Linked DNA regions of Homo sapiens: region 2 is linked to region 1. The links are chromatin loops, found by intact Hi-C in ENCODE. Cell type or tissue: mammary epithelial cell. All regions are shown on one strand. Region 1 has its middle 61 kb from the start of KIF21A. Region 2 overlaps KIF21A (kinesin family member 21A).

Evidence for each region. A loop is a pair of places that touch in the nucleus more often than their neighbours do. Peaks named below come from ENCODE experiments on the same cell type or tissue, not always from the same donor. Only the 100,000 strongest peaks of a DNase experiment are listed, where the experiment ranks them.
Region 2: a loop joins it to region 1, with 9 times the contacts of the local background. A loop is called at or near these places in 4 of 110 quality-filtered maps.

The regions. Positions count from the first base shown.
Region 1 is chr12:39,501,368-39,506,367 of GRCh38, forward strand. No RefSeq gene overlaps it. Among named protein-coding and RNA genes, the nearest start is that of KIF21A, 61 kb to the left of the region's middle. In mammary epithelial cell, a CTCF peak has its summit at 2,308; DNase peaks (open chromatin) are centred at 2,274 and 3,834; H3K27ac peaks cover 699 bases.
Region 2 is chr12:39,362,574-39,367,573 of GRCh38, forward strand. KIF21A (kinesin family member 21A) reads right to left here. Exons shown (of 38, transcript NM_001173464.2): 5 at 4,457-4,591; 6 at 3,777-3,944; 7 at 525-640. Among named protein-coding and RNA genes, the nearest start is that of KIF21A, 78 kb to the right of the region's middle. In mammary epithelial cell, a CTCF peak has its summit at 2,975 (motif pointing right); no DNase peak of the experiment used is centred here.

The DNA.
Region 1 (5,000 bases):
CTACAGGATAGATAACTTAGATAACTATGTGATTTTTTTTTTTTTTTTGAGATGGAGTTTCACTCTTGTTGCCCAGTCTGGAGTGCAGTGGTGTGATCTCGGCTCACTGCAACCTCCACCTCCCGAGTTCAAGTGATTCTCCTGCCTCAGCCTCCGGAGTAGCTGGGACTACAGGTGTATCCCACCACGCCCAGCCAAGTTTTGTATTTTTAGTAGAGACGGGGTTTCACCATGTTGGCCAGCATGGTCTCGATCTCTTGACCTCGTGATCTGCCTGCCTCAGCCTCCCAAAGTGCTGGGATTACAGGCATGAGCCACCGGGCCTGGCCCCTATATGAATTTTTAAAAACCCAAAGTATATTCACCAGATTTTTAAAAAATCAGAATATTGTAAATGTAAGACTTGAAATCTTTTAAACAAGAAACCTTTTTTAATGTATATTTTTAAAATTTCTGATGCTATGGAAAGAACTGTTCAGCAGGATAGCAGAAGAAAAATAAATAAAAATGTTGGAAATAACAACTAATGATGTTATGAGATATACCAGTGTTTCTGATAAGCACATAAAGATTCAAATAACAGAAACTATGGATGAGCTTATTTTGCTTTAAATTGAAAAACAGTTATTTATTCTTTTAATGTATACTTAAGAGGGTGCATTTCAAATCAATAGTTAGGAACAAAAACTCGAACAGGATTTCTAGAACTTTTTTTTTTCTGCTACAGATACCTCTATATCTACTGCATGGTTGGCAGACATTAAGGCTTCAGAACCAGAACATACACCACACCCTTTTCATTCACTACTCCCTTCTCTCTCCACCCCTCCGCACCTCTCCCTTAAACTCACATCTCTATTTTCCAGCTTGTTCTGTGTGTTTTCCTCTGGTGTAATTACCATAAATAATTAGCAAGACAGGACCTGTGTGGTACAAGTGCCACACCTTGGTTGTGTTGTGAGCAACAGCTTGAAGTGATGGCAACCTAAACATTTGCACACTTCTCACCACAGTGTCCCATATTTAAGTATTTCATAACACGTAAATCCAACAGATGAAATATTGGAATACCTCTTCATGATTAATACCTGACCCAAACTATGAGTTGAAGTGTTGACTGGCTAATGTATTGACTCTGTATGCTTGGAATGGGTGTTCATGGCAGCTCAAAATGATTTATTCAAATTAAAACCAAAAAGCAACAAAAAAATTGTTCTGCCCTATGAAGAACTGAGCAGGGGGCCGGTGGGGGAACAAAAGCCTTTGTTTAGCTGTAAACCATAAAAGCAGAGGTATGGTACCTGCTCCTGCCAAGGCTAAAGTAAAGCAATTAGCATCATGACTTGAGGGGTCACAAGATCCCAAAAAAGCAACATTTTGGAACTTTCTTAAGCCAGATAGCAGTGTGAAAGGGGGAAAAAATCCACAGGGGTCCTCAGTAAACAATAAGGTATGCAGGGAAAGCTCCCTGATTTTCTTTGGTCTAGCCTGTCTTCACTGCCCCCAGGCCTTGAATAAGTATTAAAACCCTCCCCTCCTTGCATTCTATTGAGTACTCTCCGGGCCTTCCCAGCTACAAGACAGTTTTTCATTCCCTTTCTTACCAAAGAAAGTGTGAGGTTATTCAGCATGTTATAATGAGCTGCCAGTATTGGAGAGATACCAAACTCTGATTTCCAAGTCACTAATACCAGCCCCAAGCCCCACCACACACATACACACACATGCACACACACACACACACACACACACACACACGAGGCCAAGGTGGGCAAAAAGAAAAAATTATATCATTGGATGGAAATGTGTAAATCAGTCAGATCCCTAACTTAAATATGAAGAAATCAAGAGTCAGAAAGGGAACTCGTTTGTTCAAATTCACACTAGTTACTGGCAAACTAGAATAGGATCCAGATCTCATGAGTTCCAGTCAAGCATATTTTCCTTAATATTTATTTTAGTAAACTAATTTTGCTTACAGAATTTCATAACACCTTTTGAGATAGGTAGTGACACCTTGGTTATCACAAAACTAGGGGTAGAGCACAGCCAAAAAGAAGCACGAGTATTTAGTATAATTTTTTAACTTAATTTTATACTACGCCTCTTTACAAACTTTACCAATATCATTTCTTTCAATATCTGGGTTTTGGTGGCACAATCTGGAATATTTATGTCTTATCATAATTTTGCAATGTTATTTCAACTATTGCATTTTCCTTTGATTTGTCACTATTATTCTTTCCAGTATGACTAACCATTGCACTATGTGTTTTCAAAGAAGATGGTACAGCTCCTCTAGAGGAACAACTGAGTAACTTAAGGAGGGAGACTAACTGTTCACCTAAGATAGTTGAGTCTTAACTCATGGTGTTTTATGCAGTTCTCCTTCTTGGCCCAGGAAGATGCCTTCTAGAATAAACCCAATTGTGCCTAATCCATTTTGATAACCTTTCTTAAAAGATCTGGCTGGGCAAGGTGGCTCACATCTGTAATCCCAGCGCTTTGAGGGGCTGAGGCAGGAGAATTGTTCAGAGTTCAAGACAAGCCTGGGCAACATACATCTCTACAAAAAAACAAAAATAAAAAAATTAGCAGGGCATGGTGGTGTGCACCTGTATTCTCAGCTACTTGGGAGGCTGAGGCAAGAGGATTGCTTGAGTCCAGGAGGTTGAGGCTGCAGTGAACCATGATCGTGCTATTCCACTCCAGTCTGGGTGACAAAACAATGGGTGACCCTTTCAAAAAGAAAAAAATAAGAGATCTGTCATCTGCTTTATTTATAATTCTTTTGTGAAATATCAAACAAATCACTTCTCTCCTTTGGGTGCTCCGATGATGTAAATATCATGAAGTCAAGGCATAATTGTTCTTACTTGGTAGCACTTAACTTAATGGCATATCAATGACATGCCACTGAGTGCTAACTCTGTAAGTGCATGTGATAACTATATCCCAAATTGCAGTTCTAGGATACAATTCCAGGATCTCCAGTGTCCAGGGTACCCAACAGGCACCACAGCATGCTACTGTACTCAGCTCCAACCAATGCCCTGGCCAATCATGCTACTTCTTCTATCTCAACCTGAACTTTACACTGAGAAACATTCTATCATTTCCCCTGCCTTCTAAGTTTTGATCTAACTAAAAATATTGGATGCTCATCTTTCAGACAATGAGCTCCTTAAGGAAATTGACTATGAGATATTTAACTTTGACTTTCCAGTGACTGACAGCCTTATTATGGGGATTTAATAAATGTGAATCAATGTGAATGAATAAGTAAATAAATAAGAAATGAATGACTGTTTCAAATCTCTCCCATACAAAGATAATCCTACTGACACGATATCTTTATTATGCCCATTTTTCTCTTCTTTGATAATTCCTTGCCCTTTCCCTAACTGCAGCTCCCTTCATCTTTGCCTCAAAATAAACCATCCCTTTTCTGCTATGGTCCAAGATTATGGGGAATTGTAAGGCTTGTAGAAGATGCTGGTCTTCTAACACGTCATAATAATAAGGTACTGGTTGACATGCCCCAATAAATTATTAGATGTTTATTGGGAGGCAATGATCAGGTTGCAATTTGCAAGCAAAACTGACATAGTTCATTAAGAGATTAACTACGGCCAGAACATTGAGAGGGGGCACATCATTTCAAAGTTGCAGGGGCTAGAATGGAAATCAGTGAGGAAAGGAACTGGAAGAAGACTAAGAGGTATAATACTAGATGGTGTTAAAGTTGGTGTGAGCTTCTAAACACAACCACAGAGGCAGCTCATACCTTCCCAGCCCCAACCCCCTGTAATGAGCTCTGCATTGTTGACGGTTGCTCAGCGACCACACTCCTTTCCACATGCCTATCTCAGTTGCTTATTAAGGATTTGTGGTTTCTCATTTTTTTCTTTTACCTTTTAGAACTGCCTTTGAGATTCAGTTATTAATCACAATCCAAATGTCAACAAATATACTATTTGTTTTGAAAGCTGAGCACTACTCAAGATGGTCCAGTTGCTATAAAGAATTTTGTGTTATTGACCTCACAAACCCAAGGACAATATCCAAATCAGAGACTTTAAATGTATGGATCCTTCACCCCTAAGCACCTCTTCTAGGAATTTAACTCAAGGAAGTATTCAGAAACATGCTCACACTGATGGCTTATTATTTATAAAATTCAAAAACTGGGAACAATCTTAATTAACATTATACATCCATATGATAGACTGTTATCAGCTAAAAATTAAATTGTAATGGGATATTAGCATCATTATTATTAACATGTAAACATTTATTATATACTCTTTTAAAATGCAAGCTGTTTAAACTTTTTATTTTATATGTAAGTACATATATAACAAATAACTAGACAGATGAAAGCAAAATGCTGACAGTGGTTATTTTGGGTGGTAAGATTAGGGTGAACTTTGTTTTATAACTTTGTAGTTATTTGGTATTTTCTAGGTTTCTTATTAAAAATATATTATTTTTGTAACTGAAAACTTTAATAAAAAATAGAACAGGCAAAAGAGATAACTTATATGCTGGGAATTCAGAAATAGTGAAATTTTTTTCCTGCTTCTCCAAAACTACCTTTGGAATAAGCTTATTGGTATCTAAAATTTCACAGTTAGAGATATATTTCTTTTTTCTTTTCCTTTTTTTTTTTTTTTTTTTGAGATGGAGTCTGGCTCTGTCCTTTGTCACCCAGGCTGCAGTGCAGTGGCGCCATCTTGGCTCACTGCAACCTCCGCCTCATGGGTTCAAGCAATTCTCCCTGCCTCAGCCTCCCAAGTAGCTGAGATTACAGGTGCCCACCACCATACCTGGCTAATTTTTGTATTTTTAGTAGAGAGGTGATTTCACCAAGTTGTTCAGGCTGGTCTCGAACTCCTGACCTCAGGTGATCCATCTGCCTTGGCCTCCCAAAGTGTGGAATTACACGCGTGAACCACCATGTGGCTGAGATACATTTCTTTGTCCTTACTTTGCATCTT
Region 2 (5,000 bases), 140 kb before region 1:
GTTAATAACCAGCCAACACTCTGTATTTCATTCAGTGGACATTAAGATTTTTCCACGTATAAAAAAAAATTTGAATTTTTAGAAGACTTTGTAAAAAAAAAAGTACCAATAATATTTAAATTACTTTGTAATTACTTAGGAAAGAGTACTTTTTCAACAAAATTTTATTAGCTTTCTATTCTGTGCTAAGTACTTAAAACAGAAGCTACGATAAGAGAGAAAGTCCACATACTATTGACTTCATATACAAGCTAAGTGGCCTTGAATAAATTACTTAACCTCTCTAGATTCATTTCCCTTATCTAGAAAATAGAATAATAATACCTACACCTCAAGGGATGCTAGGATTATGTGAAATAACATACAAAATTATTCACACATTTGAGATCCTTAACAGTATAAGGATTAGTTCCTCATCCTATTAGTTTGCTTTGCAATAAAAGTAGTTCTTATAAATCATCTTACAAGCTTATTTAATAATGAATAATCAAAAGTCTGAGTAGAGGATAATCATCTATGCATACCTATTACCCCCGAGGGAATCCTGTAGTAGTCTTGTTAGCTTGGAATCTCTATAGGGGACATGTGTGGCCCTCTTGCTCTTGTCTCCCAAGGCACTTATTACATTGCCAAGTGCCAACTAAAAGAAAGAGAAAGAAAGACAGCAAAATGATACAAATTTACTAATTATAACAATTTTAAATAAAGAAAGTTTACAGAGAATAATATAGAGACATAATATAATTAAGAATATTTGTGTTTGGTTTTGTTTTACATTTGTAACCAATGTCACTGAAAATTTAGTACATATATATTAGTACTATATATAATACCGTATGTATATATTAGTACTATAGTACTAATAGTACTAATTCTTTGAAACAGAAATAAGATTGACAACTTTAGTTACCCCTAGAATTATCAGAGCATCAGGTTATGTCCCCAGAAAATTGTCCATTCATGTTACGCATTCTTCTCCTCAACTCAATGTAAAAATAAAATGTTTAGTTAGTTTAACAGTTTGATGCAAATTTTCGTTTTGCAATACAGTTCCCACGGGAAAAGAAAACCTTCTTTAATCACAACAAAAAAAATCAGTATTATTTCTCTGAACAAGGTATTCCTATGCAAGTATATCTATCCTTAGACATACAATAAGATGGGCTGGGTGCAGTGGCTCATTCCTATAATCCCAGCACTTTGGGAGGCCAAGGTGGGGGGATCACCTGAGGTGAGGAGTTTGAGACCAACCCGACCAACATGGGGAAACCCCATCTCTACTGAAAATACAAAAATCAGCTAAGCGTGGTGGTGTGTGCCTGTAGTCCCAGCTACTTGGGAGGTTGAGGCAGAAGAATAGCTTGAACCTGGGAGGTGGAGGTTGCAGTGAGCTGGGATTGCACCACTGCATTCCAGCCTGGGCAACAGAGTGAGACCCCGCCTCAAAATAAATAAATAAATACAATAATATATGTGTTAGCATCCAATTATTTAAAAACTAGTCAAATTACAGAACTCTGTAGTCACTCCTGCCACCCTGCTGTTTTTCCTACTGTCACTGAATTATCACCTACAAGATAAACATTATCCAAAATGTTGTTCACACTGGCCATCAGTAATGCAAACATCTATAACCATGACTTTGTTAGGAAAAATAGATCATGCAGGGAGTGGCAACAGGATCACACTTTTTCATCATTCCCCCTTTCCAGAGCAGCTACTGTCATAAGCAATGGTAATACTGAAACTCTACTAGATATGTCTCAACATGCTTCAAGAGCCTAAAGAGGAAAACAAAGCAATGGCTTTTGTCTTTTCCTGACAACATAAATGTAAATACCACCATGATTATATCTCCTAAGAAACTCAAAACAATGCAAGAAGTCCAGAATCCAGGCATGCCATTTTATACAACATTCACCCACATGTCGGACCATCAAGATGAGTATTGGAGTTGGAAGGTCTGGCTCTCTCTAATCAGGCTTGGTTGGTAATTTCCCCATAGACGGATCATAATCATATAGGAGTAAATATTGGGGGGTGATTAATGGGAGGAAAGCAGACACCACACACTCTATAACTGCCTTTGCAAAATTCATATCAGTGAGACAAGTATGACAGTGAGGGAAATCTGACCTAATCCACTCCATCTTGCCTTTAATCTCTAAATTGCCCTTGTTCATTCCTATGCTGAGCTAACTAAAGGAGGAATTTATAGTTTAAAGAATTTTGAAAAGATGATAACAACCTTTTCCTGAAACAAACCTCTTCTTCCCTGGGGACCAGCATGCCTTTGTAAAACTAACAAATTAGCCACAAGATTATTAGAAATTATGATTTAAGAGTCATGCAGCTAGAGACCACGAGATTCCCAGCCTCCCCAATTGCTCCTATGGATAAGATGACTATTGTAAAACCTAAGATTGATGTTTGGATATTTTTTTAGACCCTGCATTCTGATGCACCAGCTGACACCATGCAGACTGGTAATCTGGCTCAAGCAGTTCTGTAATCCCACCCTGGAACAGAAGACAGCAAGAAGAATCCACTTAGACCCCATATGATTTAACCTCCACTCCCCACTCCCTTAGCCCCCTCATTCACCAAATTATACTTTAAAAACTGCAGTCTCTGAATTTTTGGAGAGACTAATTTGAGTAATAAAACTCCAGTCTTCCATTTAGCTGGCTCTGTGTGCATTAAACTTTTTCTCTATTGCAATTCCCCTGTCTTGATAAATCAGCTCTATCTGGGCAGCAGGCAAAAAGAATCCCTTGGGTGGTTACAACTCTGATGCTATTGGTGTCGCAGAAATTTAGGGATGTCATTACATTTGTGCAGGTACAAATATCCAGTTTTGTAATGAAGATAATAAGAACAAATTTAAAACACAAAACTTTGCTCTAAAATATTTCCTTCCATGTAATGAAGCTTTATGCTAACTAAATCACAAGGAGTTTTCCAATCAAAATGCCACTAGGTGGCATGGTATTAAAGTTAATTCTTAATATAATCTAGAAAAATTATCATTTTGAAACAATCATTACTAAAAAAAATTACAATTTCCAAAGTCAATAAAGTGACTGTCATAAAATGTTATCAAAAGGCTACTTTGAAGGTCTTCACCCATGAAATAACTTAATATTAAATTTTGGGCCAAGCGCAGTGGCTCGCGCCTGTAATCCCAGCACTTTGGGAGGTTGAGGTGAGTGAATCGCATGAGCCCAGAAGTTTGAGACTAGCCTGGGCAATGTGGCAAAACCCCATCTCTACAAAAAATACAAAAATTATCTGGGTGTGGTGGCACTCGCCTGTGGTCCCAGCTTCTATGAAGTGGGAAGATCAATTGAGCCCGTGAGGTCAAGGCTGCAGTGAGCCATGATCGCACCACTGTACTCCAGGAGAGTGGGTGACAGAGTGAGACCCTGTTTTAAAAAAATAAAAGATAAAAATAAATAAATAAGTTGATTTTGACAGTATATTGTTAAATGTGGAAAGAATTTTTCAAATAATTTGTATATCTATAATTTTCTGCACATATAAATTTTAGTACGACTAAATTTATACACATGAAGAAAATCTGTAATATATAAAAACAGAAAAAAGCCTACAACATGAGGAGATTGGAGATTCAGTGCATTACTAATAACTGTTCTATAATTTTCATTTCTTGGTTCAGTATCTGAAGGATTTCCATATGGATATTATAAATTACAAAAGACAAAAGGACAATAGAAAAGCTCTGATATATTCTCAGCACAAAGCCTTAATCTTACAAGTCCACAGTTGATAGAAATGCCTTCTTTTGCCCTCTCGCCTGTAGCTCCAGTACGCTTCAGTCTTTCAGATCCTGCGAGATCAACAAAATGGAACTTTGCAGTCAGGGTTTCAAATTCATTCATCTGTGCTGATTCAGAAATAATTTTATTATCAGTTGCATTGTCCTGAAATTAAGAAAAATAATTGAAAATACTTTATTAATGTAACATTAAATATCCTCCTAACCTACCTTGCGCTTATCCCATGTACACATATAGGCACAACCAAAGAAACAGGCATAAAGCCAAATAAATTCAAAAATGTCTGCTGGCAATTAGAAATTTAAAGTCAGAAAAAGCCTGGATGGTCAGAACTCAACTATTATCAACTGAGGCTTTGCTTATGCTAATGAAGGGAAACCTACAGCATATAATCCTCAAAAGCAAAAGGTCTCAGGTGATGACATCCAACAACATATGGCCACAGCATGCTTTTTGGTTTTTCAGACATTTATACAATTTTTTATTTCAAAATCTTACATGGCTGACCAGCTTCAACTTAACTAGGATCAGAAAAGGAAATTAGAAAAAGGAATGACTAAATGAACTGAATTTGGCTCAAATATATTCTCAGAGAATTCATGTGGTTTTAGGGAGATAAAAATTGAAAGTTTAAGAAATTAGAATTAATAACTCACAGCATCTATTTGGGGACACACTCTGGTTTGACACACATGAATGGTAAAAATGGCATGTGAACGAGAGCTCTGAACATTCATCTGGGTACTGGCAGTTGTCCGGGATAAAGCACCCAACTTCAAACACTGCATCATCTGAAAAAGGGGAAGAAACAAGGACTTTACTTGAACAATAAACAAGATACTATACAATCCAAAGTCTGAGGTAATGGCTAAAACCCACCATGTTAAGGGATATAAAAGATGTGGAATTTCACATTATTAGTTCAGTTACAGGCACTTTTTGAGATGGACTTCTCAGTATAATAGTGTATTATTTTTTAAATAGAAGAAAACACTGAGATTCCATTGTTGGCCATTTGCTGACATTTGCAGCTTCCATTCCAAAACTGTTATAGTAGAACACTTTGGTACAAACTGAGCAATAACTTGAATTATTCAGACGCTTCTCTATATTCCGTTAAAATTATTTTTTGTAATTTTTCTCAACAATCTCCCTCTAGGAGCCATGATACAGTTCTACATAGGTTAAAGCAAAAAGTAC